Linked DNA regions of Homo sapiens: region 2 is linked to region 1. A link is an interaction called in ENCODE POLR2A ChIA-PET data of the cell type or tissue named here. Cell type or tissue: PC-9. All regions are shown on one strand. Each heading gives the region's core, and the rest is flanking DNA. Links, peaks and the distances in the headings are about the cores only.

Region 1 (4,395 bases), core at 220-4,219:
CTCCTCAAAAATCCCAGGTTAACATTCCATTTGGTCTCCAGGCCTGATAAATGGGGAGGAGTGGCTGTTCATTAGTGTGCACTCTGGCTGCACCGGGCAGGACTTTGCCCCGGGAGGGACTGTGACGTTCTGCTCTCTTGGTAAGAAGGTACAAAGCTGGGCTCCAGAAATGGATTGAGAGCTCCTTGGGTCTGCTCCCCAGGCTGCCACCCGCCCCCAGGTGAGCCCTGGATACTGCTATTCCTGACTGAAGAGACAGGGTTTTGGACAAGGTGCTCCAGAAGGCCAGATTTCTCTCTGGGCAAGGTTCATGTGTTTCCCACACAAGTCTACTTCTGGGATTCTTCATGGATCTACAAATCGGACTAGGCAAAAGCTGTGCATGCTGCTGTGTATACAAAATAGTAAACCCTGATATAGACGATGGACTTTGGGTGCTAATACCGTATCAATGGAGGTTCATCAAGTATGACAAATGTACCACTCTGGTGGGAGATGCTGATAATAGAGGAGGTTATGCATGTGTGGGGGCAGGTGGTATATGGAGAATCTCTGTACCTTCTGCTCAATCTGTGAACCTAAACTGCTCTAAAAATTATGTCTATCCCGTCATATGCTTCTGGGAAAAATTGTCTATATATATTTTTTAAATGGAAAGAACTGGCTGGGCATAGTGGCTCAAGCCTACATCTCAGCACTTAAGGAGGCTGAAGTGGGAGGATTGCTTGAGTCCATGAGTTTGAGATCAGCCTGGGCAACATAGGCAGACTCTGTCTCTACAAAAAAAAAAAAAAAATTAGCTAGGCATGGTAGTGCATGCTTGTGGTCCCAGCTACTCGGGAGGCTGAGGCAGGAGGACTGCCTGAGCCTGGAGGGTTGAGGCTGCAGTGAACCATGATCATGCCACTGCACTCCAGCCTGGGCAACAGAGCAAGACCCTGTTTCAAAACAAATTGAAAAAAGCTTAATGCTCCTAAATAGGGTATTGGTTGAATAAGTCAACACACATCAAATTCAGTGGAATACTATGCAGCCATGAATAATTAACAGTAGTGGTGCAGAGCTGTTGCTTCTCCAGTGGGGATCCAGGACCCAAGGGCAGGGCGTGAAAAGTGCTTCAGAGGAGCTAAAGGCAGAAGGTCCACTTTGCATATCTTCTGGGGATGTCATTTATACTCAAATACTGAGTCAGGTCAATCAGACAACTTTAGTGACAATGAATGCATTATTTTCCCGTTGAAACTAACAGAAACGTGTTTTTCCATAGGCCACAAACATTCATAGGGACTTTCAGAGTAAAACAGAAGACTTCAGAGATATTTTGTAATTATATCTAGATACAGAAGACTTGAGATATTTTGTAAATATATGCTAGACACTCAGAGCTGTATATTCACCTTCCTCTGATTAAATTTGCCCTTAATGTTTCAGAATTCCTAATAAAGGACATTTAAGAATATGATCCCACTTTGGTAAACATTATGTATATGTGCATGAGTGTATATAACACATCAAAACTGAAAAGAGAGGATGGCAGATTGCAGGCATTGTTAGCCGGCCTCTCCCACCTTGGAAAGATGAAACAGTGTATAAAGATTTATGTTGTGACCTTTTCACCAGGGACCAACACAGGAACTTAACAGGAAAACTGGAAGAAACCACAGACCTTTCTAAAGAAACGGTGGGCAGCAGCCTACACCACGAGCCAGACAGAAAACTGTGAGTCCCCACAGTGTGAGAAGGGGAGAGACTGACTCAGGGATGTGCACTCCCACTGGGGTGCCACGCAGTCCAGGCCACAGGAGGGGGAAGCCCTCACCCTGCCCAGCACTGGAGCTGAGTTAGGGAGCGTTGGGGAGTAGATAAGGAGTCACATTGGGATGTGCTTGGCGTGCAGTCCTGGGCTCCAGCAGGGACAGAGGGAAGCCATTCCCGATGCTACCTCACAGGGGGCCTTGCAGAAGCCAGCTAGCTGACTCAGGAGGCGGTCACGGGTTGAGAGAAGCTCCCGACTGAGATCTGCAATGTCATCTTGAGTGGGGAAAGTAGACTTGCCCGAAATCTAAGACTCATAGGTGTTCTTGAGGGAGAAGAAAAAGCAAAAAGTTGAGAAAATTCAATGATTGGAAAGATACAGAATCAACCTAAGTGCTCTTCAACCCGAAGGAAAGGCTACAAAAGAATACACATCCCTGAGTCAGTCTCTCCCCTTCTCACACTGTGGGGACTCACAGTTTTCTGCCTGGCTCGTGGTGTAGGCTGCTGCCCACCGCTTCTTTAGAAAGGTCTGTGGTTTCTTCCAGTTTTCCTGTGAAGTCTCTGTGTTGCTCCCTGGTGCAGCTGCAGCGTAAGTAGGTTAGACAGGCGTTTCACAGCCTCCCTTACACAGCCTCCCTTAAAGGGAAACACATTTGCTAAATAGACGGAGAGAACAATCCGCCGGACAGCTCGCAAACCCCGACAGCGCATAAACCGCATCCTGGGCTCGTGGTCAAAACATCCTGTAGCAAGGAGGTAGAAGGGAAGAAGGGACAGTCCCCATATCCGTGCAAGTGCAGAAACCCATGCTTAGGTAGTGTCCTTGGGCTGACCTATGCTCATTATAATAGTGAAAACACACCCTCACGTGGAGACTTAAGGTGCTACTGAGACAGCGATGTATATGCACTAGCATGTACAGCCATTGCGCATGCGGGCCTAACAGACCACCCAGAACACGCTTAAGAGCAACACCGTCCCACCCACGCATGAGTAATCACGGAAGATTCCCCTAAAGGGAGTTTCCCCAGCGTCAGTCAGCGCTGTCTCACCTTTGAGCAGCCGCTCTGACCAGCTGTTAAGAGTGCACGTTCACTTTGCAATTAACTCTCTTGCTTACTTTTACCTTGGACTCACTCTCGAATTCTTTTCTTGAGGCAAAGTCAAGAACCGGAACTGGCCCACCAGCCATAGCAGGGGAGACTGTGTGTGCCGCGGTGCAGGCAGCACTCATGCCGGGAATGGTGAGGATGGCACCAGCTTGTCGGATTTTTTGTTGGCATTTGTGTTTGTTTCTCTACTCACCACCCAAGTGATAAAATAGGATCCTTGGTGTGGAACTTAGAATTATGCCAAAAAGCTAACAGTTCTCCTTTCTAGCCAGCTACAAAGCCAGACCATGCCCACCACTGCCATGCTTGCAAAACGGGTCACCACGGCCTGTAGGTGAGCAGTTGTGTAGGAGAAAAGAATCCAATTTTTTTGTGTGCTCTTTACTATTATGTAGACAGCTCCGTCTTCAGCCCACACTTTGGTTCCCTGTGGATTTCAGTTTGTGTCCTGTGTCTGAGGACAGCGGACTGAATACAGTGATTTTTTACCTCCAATAAATGTCATCCCGCTGCCCTTCCTGTGCCTCGAGGGTTGTCTGTTTTTCTCTTTCTTTTTCTTTCTTTCTCTTTCTTTCTTTCTTGCTTACTTTTCTTTCTTTCCTTCCTTCCTTCCTTTTCTTTCTTTCTTGTCTCCTTCCTTCCTTCCTTAACTCCTTCTTTCTTTTTGACAGAGTCTTGCTCTGTCACTCAGGCTGAAGTGCAGTGGCATTATCCCAGCTCACTGCAACCTCCACCTTCCAGGTTCAAGCGATTCTCCTGCCTCAGCCTCCCGAGTAGCTGGGATTACAGGCGCTCGCCACCACGCCCAGCTAATTTTTTGCATTTTTAGTAGAGACGGGGTTTCTCCATGGTGCCCAGGATTGTCTTGATCTCTTGACCTCGTGATCTGCCTACCTCGGCCTCCCAAAGTGCTGGGATTACAGGTGTGAGCCACCGCACCCGGCCCTGTTTTTCACTTTCTTTTTTTTTTTTTCCACAGGATTAAAATTATTTATTGAATAGACATTTATGGAGCATCTATTATAACAGGAAAAAGTACCAGGCCCTGAAGACACAAGAATAAAATCAAGCGTTTACAACTTACAAAAGGAGAAAGACAAGTACACCACAGTGTACAGCAATATTTATAGTACTGACATAAAGTAGTCATAGATATGGTGTTCGGGGGAGCAGTGAAGGACAAGGACCAGGACAGGGAACTCCATTTTGAGCAGAGTATTAAAAGATGACTAGGATAAAATCTTAAAGAAACGATATGCTATGCATTCCATGAAAACAAAACGAAAAACACCAGTGTGCTCTGCCTATCAGGATTCAAGCTGCCTTGTAAATATTACTAATTATTCATATTAGGAACACACTAGTCAACTCCATTAAAAAGCCACTTTCCATCCCTGCATAATGGTAGCTCTATGAATTTGTGATTCAGACCATATTCCCTCAAACAAATGCATTACTAAACTTTGACTAGACATCAGAATTGTTAAACAATAACAAAATAAAATTGAACAACTGAATAAAGCTG
Region 2 (4,395 bases), core at 155-4,154, 370 kb after region 1:
GAAAGCTCCTTGCAAATGGGCTTTCACAAGGTCCCACGGATACTCACTTTTGTTATATTCTAAGTTGGTTACACAAATACGAGTGTGATTAAAATGACAGCGCAATTGCCGCTGCAACTGCAAGCTTTATACTTGTTCCCCTAACCACAGAACCATGGATTTCAACATTGCCACTTCAGTTTGTAACTCAGTGTTAATTTTATTCTGAAGTAGCCTCGCTTGGTTGGCTGTACGTGTCCAATTCTCTACGTACTGAGCCGTTTGAACAGAACTATGCAAAGTTACAGAGGACATCACAACAGAAGTTATTAGTGTGACCAAGGAAACGATAGCAAAAATTATCATGCCTAAGGCTCTACGGGCACAATAAGTAACCTGAAGTAGAAGAAGTTTCACAAAATGCAAAGCAGGTGTGGCAGCCCAAGCCTCGGACAGATTAACAGGAATCCCTAGCCCAGGGATGCAACCTAAAATCATCAAAGTCGAGATATTATGTGTTCGCAATGTGCTATGATTAATGCAGTGATATAACTGGCAAGATTTACAGGTCAACTGGGTATTGTTTACCTGGAGCTGGTCCTTCTGAGCTGCCAAAAAGACATAAGGATTAAAAACACAAACCACAAATTGAGTGGTGATATTCTTTACAAATGTAACATTAAGACTGTGTCGTGACTCCAGTCGGCCTTCTCTCCATCTTTGCACTCAGGCTCAGCTGACTCATGGCTCGTACCGGAGGGACTGGGCCCATGGTTGGCCACCCCATGTTTCTCCAGTCTCCCATTCCAGGGTTGCAAGCACCTTGAGGGCACCCACATGGCTTGTCAATCTCCTGTAAACACACAAGCATACCCTCTTCCCCATGTCAGTAAATCCACCGGGCCTTTCCATTGTCCTTCTTCTGGGGATTTCCATAACACTTTCAGATAAACTTTCCTCTTTTCCTCTAACACTTGCCAATGTCTTTCTGCTGGAGTCTTACCATCCGTACCAGGAGTCAAAAATTTTAAAGTAAATAAGGCTAAATGTAGTTTTGATTGAGGTGGTAGTTGGCCTCCTATACCCCCTTTTTGTCTTTTCAACATTCGTTGTAATGTTTGATGTGCCCATTCTATAATGCCTTGTCCTCTAGGATTATAAGGAATTCCTGTTTTATGGGTTATAGCCCAAAGCTGTAGGAAATTTTGAAAAGCATGACTAGTATAAGCAGGTCCATTGTCAATTTTTAATTGTTTAGGTATTCCCATATGAGCAAATGATGACAGACAATGTCGCTGTACATGACCAGCTGTCTCACCTGTTTGGCATGTACCATGCAGCATATGAGAATAAGTGAAACAAATTAAGCAGTTCTGGGTCTAGCGTACTTTTAACTGTAGCAGTTTCTATGCGAATGGCTAAATTTACAACATAAGCTGAACAAGAAGAATCTCCTTGCAGGGTTTGGTAAAGATGTGTAAGTTGATAGGTAGCAATACCTAACATCGGGCGTAGCCAATTAATATCTCCTAATAATTGCTGAAAATCATTTAAAGTCTGTAACCTGTCTTTATGGTTGACAATGTTGATTGTAGCCTGCCACGATCCCTGATGGACTGAACAAAGGGGACGAGCGTGGGAATAAAAGACAAGAGATAAAAGAGTATATTTGGAAGAAGCGGTCAGGGGGCAGCTTGCCTCTAGTGGACAATGGCCCTGAGCTTTACACAGCCCTCCGTATTTATCAGGCAAAAGAGATAGCAGGAAGTGGGGGGGGTGGTTGCTGGCTAGCAGCCTGATTCACAGCAGGCTTGCAAGACTGCATTCTTAAAACAGTAGGCGCTAGATTTCTCAATAGATAACTCTCAATAGATAACTTCAAGGAGCCAGGGAGTGAGGCCCTCCACAAACCTTTTGGTGGCAGCGCAGTGTGAGTTTGCCACATCCTGCATTCATGATAAACAGTTTGCTGTTTGATCATATAGCCTCCAGTGGAATGCTGAGTTGGTCACGTCCCATGGGCCTTCGGGTCCCTGCAGTTGATAGGATCTGAAGCTGTGAGCTGTAAAACCTCACAGCTGACTGCAACTAGCTCTGAGCATTGACCTGAAACCCCAGAGATCCTTATTGTTTGAGTATGTTTTAGTCCATAGATGGCAGCATGACCTTTGGAAGAGCCATCAGTAAAATAAGTCTGTCCACCTGGAATAGGTTTGTGATGAGTAATCACAGGAAGAATGAAAGAATGGATTTTATAAAACTGTAAAATTTTGTCTGAGAGTAGTGGTTATCTATCACGCCCATGAAGTCTGCGAAAGCAGTTTGCCAGGCAGTCGACATTTCCCAAGCTGCAGCTTGTTGCTGAGAGTCTAAAGGAACAATAATTTTGTCAGGATCATATCCTGTAAGCATTTGTGACCTATGCCTGCCCATAGTCACAATTTGTGTAATTAAAGAAAGATAAACTTGCAAGGTTTTGACTGTTTGATTAGATAGAAAGAACCATTCTATTACTGTTACAGACTAGTCTATAAACTGGCCCAAAAGTCCTGTTGGAGAGTAGGGGGTAGGAAGAATAAACAAAAGCAAAGGTTTTTGTGGTTGTAGCCATGAGGCATGTCTCTGCTGTAACATTTGCTCTACAAGCTGTAATTTGGCTTCTGCCTCTTTAGTTAGTTGCTGCAGGGAATTTAAAGAATCTCCGTGCAGGGTTTGGTAAATATGTGTAAGTTGATAGGTAGCAATACCTAACATCGGTCATGGCCAATTAATATCTCCTAATAACTGCTGAAAATCATTTAAAGTCTATAACCTGTCTTTATGGAGAACTACTTTCTGAGTCCATACACTTCTCTCTGTAACAATAGTTCCTAAGTATTGGTATGGGGAAGTTGTTTGTACCTTTTCTAGAGCTATTTTGAGATTCCATTTAGTCAAAGCCTGCTTTGTTTCTCTGAATAACTGATGTAGGTTTTGATCTGTAGGAGCAGCCAAAAGAATATCATCCATATAATGAATGATGTAAGCAGTAGGAAACATATTCCGAGGCTTCTTTAATGCCTGTCCTACAAAATGCTGACATAGCGTAAGACTGTTAAGCATGCCTTGGGGTAAAACTCTCCATTGATAATGAGAAACAGGTTCTCTTTGATTAATAGAAGGCACAGAGAATGCAAATCAAGGCTTATCCTTCTCGTGTAAGGGTGTAGTAAAGAAACAATCCTTAAGATCTATTACTACAAGAGGCCAGTCTCTTGGAATAGCCGCTGGAGATGGTGAAAGTTTTTGTAAGGCACCCATCAGTTTTATGTGTACATGAATAGCTCTTAAATCATGTAGTAGTCGCCATCTTCCGGACTTTTTTGGAAAAACAAACACTGGAGAATTCCAAGCTTATGTGTCCGGCATCCCATTGTTCTTTTACTAGCTGCTGAAGTTGCATCAGGTTCTCCTGAGATAGGGGCCATTGATCCACCCACACGGGTTTGTCACTGAGCCATTCTAATAGTGAGGCAGTGGGCAGAGGAGAAATATCAATGACCCTCGTCAGAAATCCTGACGTCCTAGCCCTTTTCTATCTGTTTTTCCAGTTACTGATATTGGGTTAGGATTTCCTTGAAGAAATTTTCCTAAACATTTTCCCCTCTGATATCTCATGTTCTTCAACATTTTAAATCCTGGGTTATCAAAGTTTTCATTTGTAAGTCTCATATTCCATGTTATAAGTAAGTCTCAACCCCATAAATTGATAGCTATATTTTCAACATAAGACTGAAAAGTACATGACTGTCCATCTGGACCAAGACAAGGTAAAATCTCAGTGCTCTGTTGAACACTTTGAGCTGTTCCTACTCCCACTAGGGATGTAGAAGTTAATTGCAAGGGCCAGGATGGGGGCCAACTGTCTTTAGATATGACTGACACATCAGCTCCCGTATCCATAAGCCCATAAAATTTCTTTCCTTTAATGTGTACTACACAGGTAGGTCTATTAGAGGCTATGGGTTGGGATAGATAGATTTCTCATGTAGTTGTGCTCCCAACCTCTTTATTTTCTCATTTCTCCTTTCATGGAGAAGGGTGTGATTTGCAGGGAATAAGCAATAATTGAGCAGTATATTGTCCCAGCTCAAAACCCAAAGATCTTGTGACATTAAAACTACTTGAATTTCTCCTTCATAATCAGAGTCAACAACTTCTGGGACTACAGTAATGCCCTGTAAGTTAAGGCAGATTTTGCCTAAAATTAGTTTCACATATCCTGCTGATAAAGGTCCCCAAATATCAGTGGGAACTTTGATGGGTTTGTCTGCCCCAACTAACATTACCCATTCTTTGACTGGGAGATCTAATCCTGCACTCCTTGTGTTCCTGGGGTGAGGGAATCAATGTGCCTCTGGGAACCCATGCCTGGAA

Evidence for each region. ChIA-PET counts read pairs that join two places held together with the same protein. Peaks named below come from ENCODE experiments on the same cell type or tissue, not always from the same donor. Only the 100,000 strongest peaks of a DNase experiment are listed, where the experiment ranks them.
Region 2: POLR2A ChIA-PET joins it to region 1 with 5 read pairs; 3 of 35 experiments call an interaction of 5 or more read pairs at or near these places.

Annotation. Positions count from the first base shown.
Region 1 is chr19:51,439,230-51,443,624 of GRCh38, forward strand. No RefSeq gene overlaps it. Among named protein-coding and RNA genes, the nearest start is that of SIGLEC8, 17 kb to the right of the region's middle. RefSeq lists enhancers at 2,094-2,383, 2,684-2,823. In PC-9, for the core only: no CTCF peak of the experiment used is centred there; no DNase peak of the experiment used is centred there; H3K27me3 peaks cover 3,629 bases.
Region 2 is chr19:51,805,469-51,809,863 of GRCh38, forward strand. All of the region lies in intron 1 of FPR3 (formyl peptide receptor 3), which reads left to right. It also overlaps a transcript of ZNF577 not described here. Among named protein-coding and RNA genes, the nearest start is that of FPR3, 13 kb to the left of the region's middle. In PC-9, for the core only: no CTCF peak of the experiment used is centred there; a DNase peak (open chromatin) is centred at 1,943.